2 separate regions of the Homo sapiens genome follow, and region 2 is linked to region 1. A link is a contact called in ENCODE Hi-C or POLR2A ChIA-PET data. All regions are on one chromosome and are shown on one strand. Each heading gives the region's core, a stretch centred on a gene start or an enhancer-like site at or near the end of the contact. The rest is flanking DNA. Distances are from core to core; before and after follow the strand shown.

Region 1 (7,021 bases), core at 1,263-3,762:
GCTGGACACTCTGCTAAGCCTTGGCAGAGGGGGCTGATGAGGGGAAGGGCAGCCCCTGGTTTCCTGAGTCCACTTTATTTCTTCACTCCCTTGCCCCTTATAAGCCTCACACTAGGCCCTGACTCTGAGGCGTTGCCCCTAGCCCTGACCATTGGGCCTACAAATCCCGGCCTCACTGGGGCTCTCTGGGTAAATGGATGACAGGATAAGCCCTTGCTTGTGGTGGCGAACCTCTCACAGCAGGAGGCAGAACACAAATGCGGCTCCACGGAGCCAGGTCTGCGGGTTCCCGTGCAGCTCTCAGTCCCAGTTCTGGGTGGCTCTCCACAGGTCCCCAGAGCTTCCTTGGCCCTTCAGGGTCAGTCCTGCCTTTCTGCAGATAGAAGGCTCCTATCGCTGCTGCTGGTCCCTGCCCCTGCCAGCCTCTGCACCCCCATGTAGCCTACACAGTTTAGTGTGGCCCTGCACTCAGCTGATAGCCTGAAGCGCCATGTTGGCTACCTTGGGGCATGCCCTCCTATCTCTGGGCCTCAGTTTCCTCATCTGTGCCATGAGTGGGGTGGGTAAAATGATTTCTAAAGACCACTCCTCCCAACACGAGAGAGAGGCTGTGGTTTTGTTTTTATTCCAATAAAGATGTCACGCTTGTGGCCCCACCCAGTGTCTATTACTTGCTGCAAGGTCGCTGAGGCTTCAGACCTAGGAACACAGGCACGGCCAAGGCTGTCCTCTGCCCCAATGTGTGGCCTGGGTGTGTGGCTCATGAACCAGAAAGAGACAAACTCCAGAGCTCAAAAAGAGCCAGTGGGGCAAACATCAGTGGGAGGGAGAAGCGCCCTCAGTAAGTAACACCCAGGAAACTCTTTACAACCTTACACTCCTACCAGAGTGAGCACACACCATCCATGAAGCATGTCCAGGACCCTGGGACGGCCAGAGGGAGACCCAGACCTACCTCTCTTGGGAAAGATGCTGCCTACCTGCTCTAGCCTCTGTACCCACCATGAGGAATGCTGTGTGCCCCCGGGCTGGTCTCTGAGCCTCTCTGATCCCACTGTGTCACTGAGCAACGCCTGCCCCAAGCTCTGAGCTGAGGTCAGGCCCATGGCAGATGGGGTTGGGGGAGGTGTGCAGATTGTGGCACCTGGCTCCATCGTCGGTCGCTTTATCTTGCAGCATTTGAGAAGACTGGCTTTCCCTTTTGGTAGAAAGCCCCAGCGCCTGGTCCAGCAGAGGTGCCTGGGTTGCTGAAGAGGCCGTGGTGGAGCATGAAGGTCCGGCCAGTGGACAAGCCTCCAACCTTGCTCTTCCTGCTGCCACAGTTCCTGGGTGAACTAAGTCTTAGACTGGACCACACCTCACCCTTGCCCTAGCTTGCAAGCTGAGGCCAGCCCTCCTAGCTCTCACAAAGGAGGTGCCACTGCCCTGCAGTCTCTTTTAGCTCCCCACTCCCTGCAGGTTCATGGCCAAACTCTGTGGCCTAGCATTCAAGGCCCTCAGGGGCTGCCTCAGCTGTGGCTGAATGAATCTTCCTCCCCAGCCGGACTGCCCTGACCCATGCCACCCAGTTGTGCAGAGACCCCAGGAAGACCCTACTCTTCCACTCTGTATAGGAACCCCACTCCCCTTACCCCTCCACCAGGAAGTCTTCTCTGGCTGCCTCCTACAGCATGAGGAAAGAGCTGCACCTACCTAGCAACCCTGCACTGGAGACTGTGACCTCTACTCAGAACTCCGGACCTGGAGCTGTGCTCTCCCAGCTCAACTGAAGATTCACTATTGGATACCAGGGCCTAGCACGGTGCAGGAGCACAAGGAAGTGTTCAACACCAAGCTGGCTGATGGACAAAATGGATCACCCAGCAAACAAGCAAGTATCTGTGACAGGCAGTTTGTTGTGGTAGGGAAAACACATATTATGGTGTCAGATAAAACTGGGCTGAGTCCTAGCTCCACTATAACCTGTGTGACCTTGGCTAAGTTTCTTAACCTCTCTGTGCTTTGAGTTTTCTCATTTGTACAACAGGATAGTCCCAACTTCAATGGGTTGTTGACACCCTTGAAGACTGCAGTTTGTAATCCCTGACCTACCCCAATCCTCTGATTTTACAGACCAATAAACAGCTGCTCAGAGAGGGGCAGCAACTTGTCCAAGGTCACACAGCAGTTCTTAATGGGACTGAGGCTTGAACACAAGTCCTGCTCAGAGGGCCCACCAGGACAGCAGTCCCACCCTCCTGACCTAGAGGGGCATCCTACCTTGGGCAGGAATAAGCAGTGAGCTGCAAACGATTCCCAGATCCAGGCTTGGGTGGGGGTTGTGGAGTCATAGCAGGCTGCAGAGGCTGGGGTGGAGGGCCTGGGCTGCAGGCCACAGATTTCACGCAGTGGGAGGAGAGGTGTGCATTCTCAGCTGGCGCTGAAGATTGACAGGCATGCCATATGCGGACCCTGGAATCCCAGCTCCGTGTGGCCACGGGCTGGGCCCTGGCCAGGCCTGCTGTGAGCTGGGCTTGGCATTCAAGGTCTTCATGGCCAGCCCCAAACCGCCTATGTAACCCTGGAAGTCTGCTGACTGACAACTTAGGGTGTGCATGCCGGCAGCCTAAAGCCACACACCAGGGGCTGGAGGGGCTGGCGAGGAGAGTGCAGCCCTCACCCCAGGTGGCTGCCCACAGAGCTCTGAGCAACAGCTGTTTGGGATTGCCTCATATGAAATCCAAATCCAGCCCAACCCCAATCCCTGATCTCCCTCTCCACCTTCTCTTAAAAGACCGCACAACCATGCTGCTCAGTGGAGGAAACCCTCCTGTGTGGCCACAGCCCTGGAGTCCACCCCCTACTCACTCCCGCTACTGCCACCTCCACTCTTCATGCTAGAAAGTGCCAGAAAGCACTAACCATGCTCCAGGCATGGCTGTGAGAGTGCCCATGGCTTACTTCGTTGAATCCCTCCCAACTAGAGGGATATTCTCCCCATTTTACAGATGAGGAAATGGGGCACAGAGAGATGAAGTCGCTCATCAGAAGCCACAAAGAAAGGGGTAACAGAGCTGGAAAACCTCCATGCCTCAGCCCGGTCCACAGCCGCAATCTGCCAGCATCCTCCACACTCATCCACCAAGAGTGTTTTGAGTGTCTTTTGTGAAGTGCCAGCCATATGGAACAGTTTGTCATGCCCCTGACACGATACCCCTCTCATCTGTGGCCAGCCTTTGCCTGCGGTTGCAGCCCAGGCCAGCTAGGGCCTTCTCACCTCTGCCCCAGACTTCAGAGCCATGTATACCTGGCTCTAGTCCGCCGAGCCACGTGAACTGGGCCACATCACTTGTGGGGAAAAGCAGGGCTGGGCGCTAGTCTGCTCTAGCTGGCTGGACCTCTGCGCTCTACCAGGCCCTCTTCAGCAACCCACATACCTCTCCTGGGCCAGGGGCTGGAGCTTTCTACCAGAAGGGAAAAGCCAGTTTTCCCAAATGCTGCAAGATGAGGCGGCCGAGGGTGGAGCCTAGGTACCATTCTCTGCTGCCACTGTCTACACCCCTACCCGATGTGGGTCTGACCTCAGCCCAGGAACTTAGGATGGTTGTACCTCTGAGCCTCTGTTTTCCTATCTAGCAAATGGGAATAGGGCCTTTCAAGAGCTCTCCAGGGTGTGATGGGTGTGAAAGGACTTCGCACACTGTAGAGAACTCTATAGTGCAAGAGGTCATTGCAGCTACTGAAGGTATCACAGAGTAAAGGTTGGAAGGGAGGAGCTGGGGGGTCAAAGAAATCTGCATGACATCTAACCTGCAGGAGTGAGTCTGCCAAGGAGAGATGGGAGTGTGGGCAAGGAGCAGTCCAGACAGGAGGCTCTGCAAATAAAACAGAGTAGACTCCCCATACCCTCCACTGCCCAGCCAGGTGGATTTGGAAAAGCACAAAAAACCAGGCCACCAAGGTAGACAGGGGCAGCGCTGGAAGGTAAATGGGGTGGGTCAGGAGAGCCTTGAACATCACTACGTGACGGAAAGAGTTGCCACTCCACCCCGGCCAAAGCTTCTGTCCTGGACTGCTTGGGATAAGCTAGATGCTGGCACCACTGACCCTCCTCTGCAGGCAGGAGGGTACCATCGCTCATTGGCAGATGAGGCTTATGGAGATGAGGAGGACTTGCCCAAGGTCGTGGGCCTGGTAAGTAACTGGTGGCGCCTGCACGTGAACTCAGTTCTTGGCGCTAAATCCCACAATTGCTACACTTACTCAAGCAGGGTTGGCTTCACTGGCCGTCACACAGGGCCACAAGCTTAGAAGGACCCTACTCTGCTGTCATCATCTTGAAATCCTTTGTAATTCATGAACAAAGGGCTCTGCATTTTCATTTAGCATTGGACCACAGCTAAATTATTTAGCTGGCCCTAATTCTAGGAGACTCTGATGGGTATTGTTGGGTACAGATGCAGGTGCGAAGGGCCATGAATAAACTCTCACTTTTCTGGGACTTTGGTGGAGCTGAGCCTTCTGCTGGGTCTTCCTTGGCCTTTGACATCAACCTAGCAAATTTCTCCTCTTTCCAAGGCCCAGCGTAAATATCACCTCCCGGGGATCCTTCCCAATTTCCTTCCATAGTGGTACCTACCACCCATGCCAAGCAGAACCTTGGCTCCCTGTGCTGTGGTCCCACACCCTGATCCTTTAGCAGGTCACAGAGCCTCCCAGTGGATATGCAAGCAGTGGCTACCTCTCCAAAGGCCTAGGACTCCTCCAAGCCTCTTGGGTACCCCAGAGCTTTCTGCTGGCCAAGTTTCCAAAGGACAATCCTAAGGATACTTTACAAAGGAGTTGTGGAGAGGAAGTTACTAGGTCATGCTAGAAAGCAGACCCCAGAGAATAGCCTATCTTTCTATTTGCAAGAAAATGGCAGGTATGCCTGGGAATACTAGGTCAGAACTAAAGCCCAGATAATCCCAGAAGCCTCCTCGGGAACCCCCTCTAACCTGGAGGGGCTCTCTGGGAAGGAGGGAGGGAAAGGAAAAGGAAGTGTTGAATTGAGGTGGGTGCAGTGTGGTTAATAAGCACCCAATTCTGGCTGTGCTACTTCCTGGCTGAGTGGCCTGCCCTCTCTGAGCCTCAGTTTCCTTATCTGCAAAGTGGGTAATAAATGACCTATCCCTGAGAGGAGATCATGGGAGAAAAGAGCATAAATGTTCACATCTGATGACGTGGATCCGAAGCCCAGCTCCAACACTTATGAGCAGGTGTCCCTGAGAACCTCACCTGCATTTATTGTGCCTCAGTTTCCTCATCTGGAAATTGCTTGGTAAGGCCTTCTCAGGCTTCTCAAGGGGATTTAGAGCACTCATGGAGGCAATGTGCCAGTCTCCTGGCAGGGAGTCAAATGTGGTTGTTGTACCAAAGCTGGGCACTGCAGGCCCCCAACTCCTCACGAGTCAACAGGGAAGTGCAGGTGGGAGAGCGGGAGCAGGGATGACACAGACCCCACCACCTTGGTGGAGGCAGGCAGGGTGGACTGTCATGCCCATGATTCAGAGAGTACCCAGGCCCCAGGGGATGAGAAGCCTGGAGAGGAACAGCCCCCACATCCCCACTTTACCTGTAACCTGTTTTATTCTCATGAGACTACTAGCTTCAATTTGTTGAAGCCCTGCAGAGTGCCCAAAATTGCTCTCGGCAATCTACACAGCAGCCTCTCATCCTTGCGGCCACCGTATAGGAGGCGGACAGGGACGATTCCTGTTTCCAGATGGGGAATGAGTCCTAGAGCGGGCAAGGGCTTGTCCATGGTCAGTCACATGGCTGGCCCTCAAGCCCCAACACCCTCCCCAACATACACACAAACAGAGCTCCAGCTCAGCCTCGGCCCAGGCTGTCCAGAGCCTCCCAGGAGCTGCTGGAAGCTTTTGCCGATGCAGAGCCATCGACCTCTGAACTGCCTCTTCTTGTTGGAATGCACCCTGCGTTGTGTGTGCATGGATATGCAGCCCCGTGTGTCAGAATGCTGTGTGCTTGTGAGAGTTTGTGCCCGTGTATGTGTGTAGTTCCAACACGAGTTTGTGCATGTGTATGTGAGCATGCAAGTGCACGCAAGTGTTATCTGTGTGCATTCATGTGGCATGCAGAAGCGACGTCTGTGTACACGTTTGTGAGGAAGCGCACATTTGCACATCTGTATTATCTATGCACTCACCACCACTCATGTCTGTGTGTGCATGCACATCCTGCCAGGTTCTGCTCCATCTATGCTTCTGTCTCCCCACACTGTAACTCACTTGTGGTCACCTCCCCAGAATTCTCCCCCCAGCCTCTGAACCCTCTCCACGCCACTGTTATGGGGCTTGCCACATCACTGGGATCTTTCTGTTTCTCCACGGAGCAGAGAGTGGGACAGGCCCCTTTCCCTTGCACCGCAGTTGGTACCTAATCCAGGAGTTGGCACACAGTAAGTGTTTAATACAAGCTTAGGAAAACGAACTTGAGGGGCGGAGGGAAAGAAAGCCTTATCCAGCCTACACACCCCTCCTCTAGAGGGGGCCCTGGCTGCCACCTCAGAGGCACCCAGAGGCCAGGCCTGGTCCCTGCCACATCACATCACAAATGGGTCATGACCCCAGACCCACCAGGAGCCTGTCACCTGGTAAAAGCCCCTCTCCCTTTTTCTTAAGTTGGGACAGGATCTGGCACTTCTGAAGACACCCATAATTGCCCTGATCCCCACCCCCAAAAAGAAGCTAGGAGCAAGGCCAGAGGCAGAGTAGGCCAGCGGGCAGTGGCTGGCGCACTGGAGCCACACAGACCTGGACTTGAACCCTAGGCTCAGCCAGGTGTGCCGCCTGGGGCAAGTTACTTCCTGAGTGAGTGACGTTCAGTTTTCTCACATGTACAATGCTGGTGATTACAGCAATGCTCTCATAAGGCTGCTGTGATGCTGAAAGAAGTAATAACTCTATAGTACTTTGCACAGTACCCAGAATACAGTTAAGTGCTTGTCGGGTTAGAGGATATCATTACTGTTATTTCCATG
Region 2 (6,610 bases), core at 2,527-5,026, 96 kb before region 1:
CAATTTGCACCCACCAATCCTGCCTGCTCACTGGGCGGCCGCGAGCTGTTTTTCACGCAGAGCTGCGCACAGCTTTGTCTTAGAGAGACAGCTCTGGCAGGGTGTCCCTGAATAAGGCCATTTGTCCTCCCAGTAACGGGAAGGCGGCTGCATGTTCTGGGGTGGGCAGAGGCAGAGAGGGGTGGAGAGCAGCCACAAGGGAGGCGTGAGGGGGAGATCGGAGTCAAGCCACCAAAAGAGACCAGGAATGTCCCCACCACCACGGGGTCTGAGAGTCCACCATTCAGCCAGGTGAGAGCAAGAGGGCTTGCTTTCAAAGACAGAAGTTGAAACAGTGGTTTATGACCTGGCTTAAGGTGTCCTGAGCAGAAGAGGTAGAAATGACTTGGCTGGCCTCTGACACCTGTGCCTCTCCCAACAATCTGAAGGCTGGAGCACTCTCCAGGGCCCTTGGGGTCAGGGTCTTTCTCTGAGCCCTGGGGCTGCTGCACAAGTTGTTATAGAAGCTCCCTGGGATCGAGAGCTCCAGTGAAGTACCCAGCCTCTCCCAAGCACTCTCTCCATGGACCACAGGCCACAGACAGGGAGGGTGAGACAGGGACCCCTTTGCATTCCTGAATCTTTACCTCCCAGGCTGGCCAGGGGCCCAGGGCATGTCTCAGCCCCCCTCTTGTGATCTGCTGACATTTCCCATGGCTGTCAGTTCCTCTGGGGACTGTCAAAACATCAGGGAAACCAGGCTGAGGAGATGTTTGTGGACAAAAAGTAAGCGATCCACTCTGCATGGGACCCAGGACTCGGGCTGCTGCGTTGAGATGGGAGGGTGTCCTTGAACAGAGGTCAGAAACACTCATGTCCACAGGGCTGGTTTCCAACGGTGGGGAAGGCCATGGGTGTGAGACAATAGAGAAGGATGGGGAGGGCACAGCGCCTGTCCCAGAGGTTAGCCACCACCACCCAGTCAGTCCCAGTCAGCTGTGAGGACGCGGGTCCAAGATTCCCACTCAAAGGAAGCCAGGCATTTGACTCTGTTGTACAAATTTCCTAAACAGTGAATGCTGGCAACTTGTATGCATAAAAAAAAAACATTGAGTGGTCCAATCTCAGGTGTCTGTGGGCCACATCTGGCCTATGAGCAGCCAGTCTGTGTTTTCTGATTGACAGCCACCAGCCACTCATCCCTAAGGAAAGCTGGCCTCTTCCTCAGTGGTGGCAGTTCTTCCAGTTCTCACCACTCTCCTGAGTTCTGACGACCTGTCTCAGGACATCCTGCGGAAGCTCCAAGGCCTCCTGGACCTGCTGCTCTCTCTGCGTTTTGACTTTGCCAATAGCATGAGGGTGGGAGCCCACAGCTGTGAGGCCAGCCTCAGGAAGACAGGAAGGGCGCGAGAAGGCAGCAGGCATTCGGGCTCTCTTCTGGACTCTGGCCCTGCCTCGCTAGGACTTGGGGTGGGTCCTCCCCTCTCTGGGCCCTGGGCTCCAGCATTCCCTATTCGATTATTTCAACAGTGACTGGCTGCTCACGGGTCAGCTGAGGCCATATGGCTTTCTTCAAGCATGGACAGGAGCTGAGACAGGCAGAAGGCTCTTGGGGACCTCGACATGGCGACTGCCTGGTGCTTGGTGCCCACGTTGCCAGCAGGCGTGGGACTGCTAGGTGATGAGGAGGCTGACATTTCAGTGCTGCCCGCCAAGTCCCCTCGGGCTGGCATGGAAGGTGGGGGTGGGGCAATGCTAAGGCCCGGCCTGGGGAGAATCAAGGGAGCATCAGGATGCCGGGCCAGGCAGGTGACCTTCTGTACTGAGGAGGGAGGGGGCCTGGTGAGGAGGAGGATCCCGCCCGCGCACGTGCGCTCTGAGGCTAAAGGCTGCGCCAGAACAAAGAGCTGGGGGCTGGGCGTCCAGGGCCGCGTGGAGCCGCCTGCCTGGCGGCTGCTGCAGTGACTGCCTGTGCTCGCCTCCTGCGCACTCTCCCAGGACACACACACGCACACACACACACGCATGCATGCACGCACATGCACACACGTGCTCCTGCACCACGGCCGGCTCACCGCCAGCTCTCCTGACAAAGCCCCGCTCCAAGCTCACTCACTGCATGATCTCATCCTGGCCCTCCTTGGCTGGCCTGGCCTCCTGACAAGGGAGACAGAAGGGGGATGCAGCGCCAGGGCGACACACACAGGCATGCACCCACACACAGATAACATGCATGCAGACACAGATAGGCATGTACATATACACAGCCATGCACAAACACCATGCAGATACACACATGTACACAACCATGCACACACAGACACGCACACAGGTACATATACGTCATAGACATACACACACCATGGACACAGCCATGTACATGTACACAGCCACACACAGCATGCTCAGATACACACATGTGCACAGCCATGCAGACATACACAGAGACATGCACATGTACACAGGCACACACCCACATACAAAGCCACATACTCTCCCCAACACAAACATACACAGCCTCACACACACCATACACACAGACGTACAGTGGGAGAAAGTCTGAGACCCAGAGAAACCCAGGAAGGCAGAGAAAGCCACGGGAAGCTAGAGATGGACAGGGGCCGCTGCACAGAGACAGACCTACAGACACCCAAGACCAAAGAAAGAAAGGAGCAGGGAGCCCTGGGAGGGCAGAACTGCACAGGCACGTCAGACAAGTGTGGAAAGGCAGGAGGGCGGACAGGTGGCCCAGACTGGCTGAAGGGGCTTGGGGGCTGGAGCGAGCTCTGGAACTGCAGAGGCCTCCCTGGAAGTGGGCTGGGCAGGTGGGAGTGGCCATCCCCACACAGGCACACCGGGGCTGTGCCCAGGGGTAGGGACACTGCAGGTCACCCACACCCACAGAGCCGAGGGGAGAGAGGACAGTGGGAAACAGGCTTGCTGCCACAGAAGGGGCCTTAGAGAGGCTGGGAACCACATCAGCTAAGAGACAGACACATGGAAGCAGAGGAGGAAGGCTGGAGGGTCATATTTACTTGGCCCCCAGTGTGCGTCAGGTATTAGCTGGGCCCCTTTCTCACTCCCATGATTAGGGGGTCCCACTGCATCCTCACAGGCAGCCCATGAGGTGGGCAAATCAGCTCTCTTCACAGACGAGGCCACAGCCTGGAGAGGTGGCCAAGAGGAGGCCTGGCGCCGGTGCCATGTCTGGGACTTGGGGTCCCAGCTCTGCTCCCCATGGCCTCCACCCCTCTTATGGCCCAGCCTGCTCCTGGCAGGTCCTTCACCCCTCAAATAAAACCGCCAGGTAGAGGCTTCCTCCTCAGACTGGCCCCCTTTCCTTTCCAGAAGATGGGGCAAGCAGGGGGTGGCTGGGATCCCGAGAGCCCATATATCTGGATGGGTGGCCCTGAAAGGTAGTTAGTCATGGCTGTGGGCACTGACAAGGGTTTGACTCCTAATAAGGAAATCTGAGGATGGCCAAGCCACAGGCACTGCTGTGCCTCAGTGTTCTCAGCTGCAGAATGGGTACACTGAGAATTCATCCCTGGGAGCCTGCATAGTGTCAGAGTGTCACGTGAGTTCACAGACACAATGCATGGGAAAGGGCTTTCTAAATTACAAAGGCTGTGTTCAAGCAGGGGTGCAGATGGAGGAAAGAACAAATCCCTGTTTCAAGCGAAGAAGTGATGCTGGGAATGCCACTCAGAGGCCTTGCTGGAGACCCCTGAGCAGCATGAAGGGCTCTTTCCAAAGGAAATGGAGGGCTGCCCAGGCCTGGTGTGATGGGGCAGGCAGAGCCCTGGGCCTGCAGCCAGGAGGCTAGTTCAGGTTCCAGCCTATTACTTATGAGTTGGGTGACCTCAGGGAAGTCATAGGACCTCTCTGAGCTTCCATTTTTTCATCCATAAATGTAGATAGTATTCTGTGTCTCACAAAGCTTGGCACCACCACAAAACATATGAGAACACCCAGCACGTGCCAGCAGGGCAGGGGTTTCAGTGACCCTTTGTGGAGGGACTGCACAGAGACCTGAGTCTCTCCTGCTCCTCTGGGGAGGCACTGGGCTCCTGGGACAGCCCATTCTCCAGGTCTCCTTCTCCCTCTGTGGCATAGTTTTGCCTCTTAAATATCCCTCTGTCTCCATTCCACTCTTGTCTTCCTGATCCAGCCACCATCATCCTCACCCCGACCTCCCAGTGATCTGTCAACTGGCCACCTACATCCAGGCAGGCCTCCACGTCCCCCCACCCCCCGTGCAATCTGTTCTTTTATAGCCCGAGCTGTCATCACAAAATGAGCATTTAGCCATGTTCCCATTACTCTCAGGACAAAGACTGTGACCTCCAAGACAGGCCCTGAATGTTTCCGCTGCTGCTGACCTCTCCAGCCTCGCCTTTGCCATGTACCCCCTGCCTCTGGGCTCCAGAATCACTGCCTTTCTCTTAGTTCTGACAAAAAGCCGTGCATGCTCCCCTTCTACCTCAACACCTTTGCACAGGCTGTCCCCTTAACTGCAAAGACGCTCTTTCTCTTTTTCTTCACTTACTCAACCTTCAGGTCTCAGGGGAGACTGCTGCAACCCCAGAGTGGTCTGCCCTCAACAACACCCCCTTGCCATCCTTCACTTTTACTTTTCCTTCAAGGCACTTATCACAGCTTGAGCTTACACAGACAGACAGACAGACACACACACACACACACACACCCCTCTAATTATTTGATCAATGTTTTCCTCTCCCTCTAGACTAGGGGTCAAGAAGTATAGTTAATCACTAGGTTTTTTTGTTGTTGTTTCTTGGTTGTTGTTGTTGTTTTGAGACAGGGTCTTACTCTATCACCCAGGCTGGAATGCAGTGGCTCGATCTTGACTCACTGCAACCTCCACCTCCCAGGCTCAAGTGATCCTCCCACCCCAGCCTCCCAAGCAGCTGGGACCACAGGCGTGCACCACCGCACCCAGCTAATTTTTGTATTTTTTTGTAGATATGGGGTTTCGCCATGTTACCCAGGCTGGTCTCGAACTACTGAACTCAAGTGATCCACCTGCCTGAGCCTCCCAAAGTGCTGGGATTACAGGTGTGAGCCACTGCACACAGCACTTGTTTTCATAAATAAAGTTTTCGTGGAACCAGCCAACCCCACTCCTCTATGTACTATCTATGGCAGCTTTCACAGAGCCCCCAAAAGCCCCTGTCTGGCCCTTGATGGAAAAAAGCTTGGTGGCCCCTGCTCTGGACTATAAGTTTCTTAAGGCAGGACCCTTTCTGTTTAGTTGCCCTTGCAAATTCAGCCCTTGCTGGGTGCCTGCACAGAACGGGCACTTAAGAGGTATGTGTCTTTGATAAGTCATTTCTACCCTGTCAACATTGTATTGACTTAAGTCATTATTAAAACTGCACACTCCATCAGGAATAGATGTCCCTTGTGAGATTCCAAGACCATTTTCTAGCAAGCAGTTCAATACGATAGCAATATCCCAATGCAGGCGGGCATGTCCAGGGTCTCAGAGTAGCTACTGGCTAATGAGGCCACCACACATCTATGTGTGCAGCGCCATCCATGTGTGCAGACTGGAAACATACATGGAAAGAGGCGCAAACTCACACGCAAGAGATTATAAATTGAGCAGATTTATGGAAACACATCATGAGATGTCCTTACAACGTTTTCATGAAGGCTGTGTCTATATACACTCCAAAGAACTGACTGATGAATTCAGTGAAAACGTCCATTTTATTGTTATACAAGGGAAATAACTGTTTCTTTTTTTCTTTTTCAACTGCTTGTCCTGACTCCATAAGGAATGTTAACAATATCCAGACACGGTGCTAGGTACTTTATGTATTTCTTTCTTTCTTTTTTTTTGAGACGGAGTCTCCCTCTGTCACCCAGGCTGGAGTGCAGTGGCGCGATCTCGGTTCACTGCAAGCCCCGCCTCCTGGGTTCACGCCATTCTCCTGCCTCAACCTCCTGAGTAGCTGGGACTACAGGCGCCCGCCACCACACCCGGCTAATTTTTTTTGTATTTTTAGTAGAGACGGGGTTTCACCGTGTTAGCCAGGATGGTCTCGATCTCCTGACCTCGTGATCTGCTCGCCTCGGCCTCCCAAAGTGCTGGGATTACAGGCGTGAGCCACCGCGCCCGGCCTGCACTTTATGTATTTCTAGCACTTACAATGACCCCTGAAGTCAGGAGTCTCCTTACCATTCCTGCCTTCCCAGAAAGATCAGCTGAGGCTCAGAGACCACACACTTAGCAAGTGACAGGTCTGTCCGGCTTAAAGCTAGCAGGGTGCCTGTGGCCTAAGCCAGGTTATGAGGATGGTGGGAAATGTAAAATAAAACTGTATCTTTAAAGTGCTCAAAGCCCTCCCAGACAGAATGCTGCTTGGCACTCTCCATGGCCCCTGCTTACTGCAAGGTCAGGAGACCGCAGGTGATGACAAAGTTGCAATACGGAACCCTGAGTGTACTGATTCATTTTGTTTCGACTTTTGTGTTTCATTTTAAACAATTTTTGGGGAATGAATGAACGTAGTGGAGTATAAAGGTTAAGAATGCTGACTCTGAAGTACAGGCCTAGGCTTAAATCCCTGCTCTGCTGCCTTCCAGCTGTGTGGCCTTGGGA

Evidence for each region. A loop is a pair of places that touch in the nucleus more often than their neighbours do. ChIA-PET counts read pairs that join two places held with the same protein, here RNA polymerase II (POLR2A).
Region 2: a map of endothelial cell of hepatic sinusoid shows a loop between it and region 1 (5-fold over the local background). The contact joins two enhancer-like sites. A Hi-C loop is called at or near these places in 1 of 168 maps with a recorded cell type or tissue (endothelial cell of hepatic sinusoid). POLR2A ChIA-PET finds 5 or more read pairs at or near these places in 3 of 52 experiments (BJ, Caco-2 and Panc1).

The regions. Positions count from the first base shown.
Region 1 is chr10:79,119,327-79,126,347 of GRCh38, reverse strand. All of the region lies in intron 2 of ZMIZ1 (zinc finger MIZ-type containing 1), which reads right to left. Among named protein-coding and RNA genes, the nearest start is that of ZMIZ1, 54 kb to the right of the region's middle. Within about 2 kb of position 2,512, at least 4 of the 41 ENCODE cell types and tissues checked have a DNase peak (open chromatin) inside an H3K27ac peak, as active enhancers do.
Region 2 is chr10:79,216,662-79,223,271 of GRCh38, reverse strand. The region is part of intron 7 of ZMIZ1 (zinc finger MIZ-type containing 1); the gene reads right to left. Among named protein-coding and RNA genes, the nearest start is that of PPIF, 130 kb to the left of the region's middle. RefSeq lists enhancers at 1-122, 1-2,713. Within about 2 kb of position 3,776, at least 3 of the 41 ENCODE cell types and tissues checked have a DNase peak (open chromatin) inside an H3K27ac peak, as active enhancers do.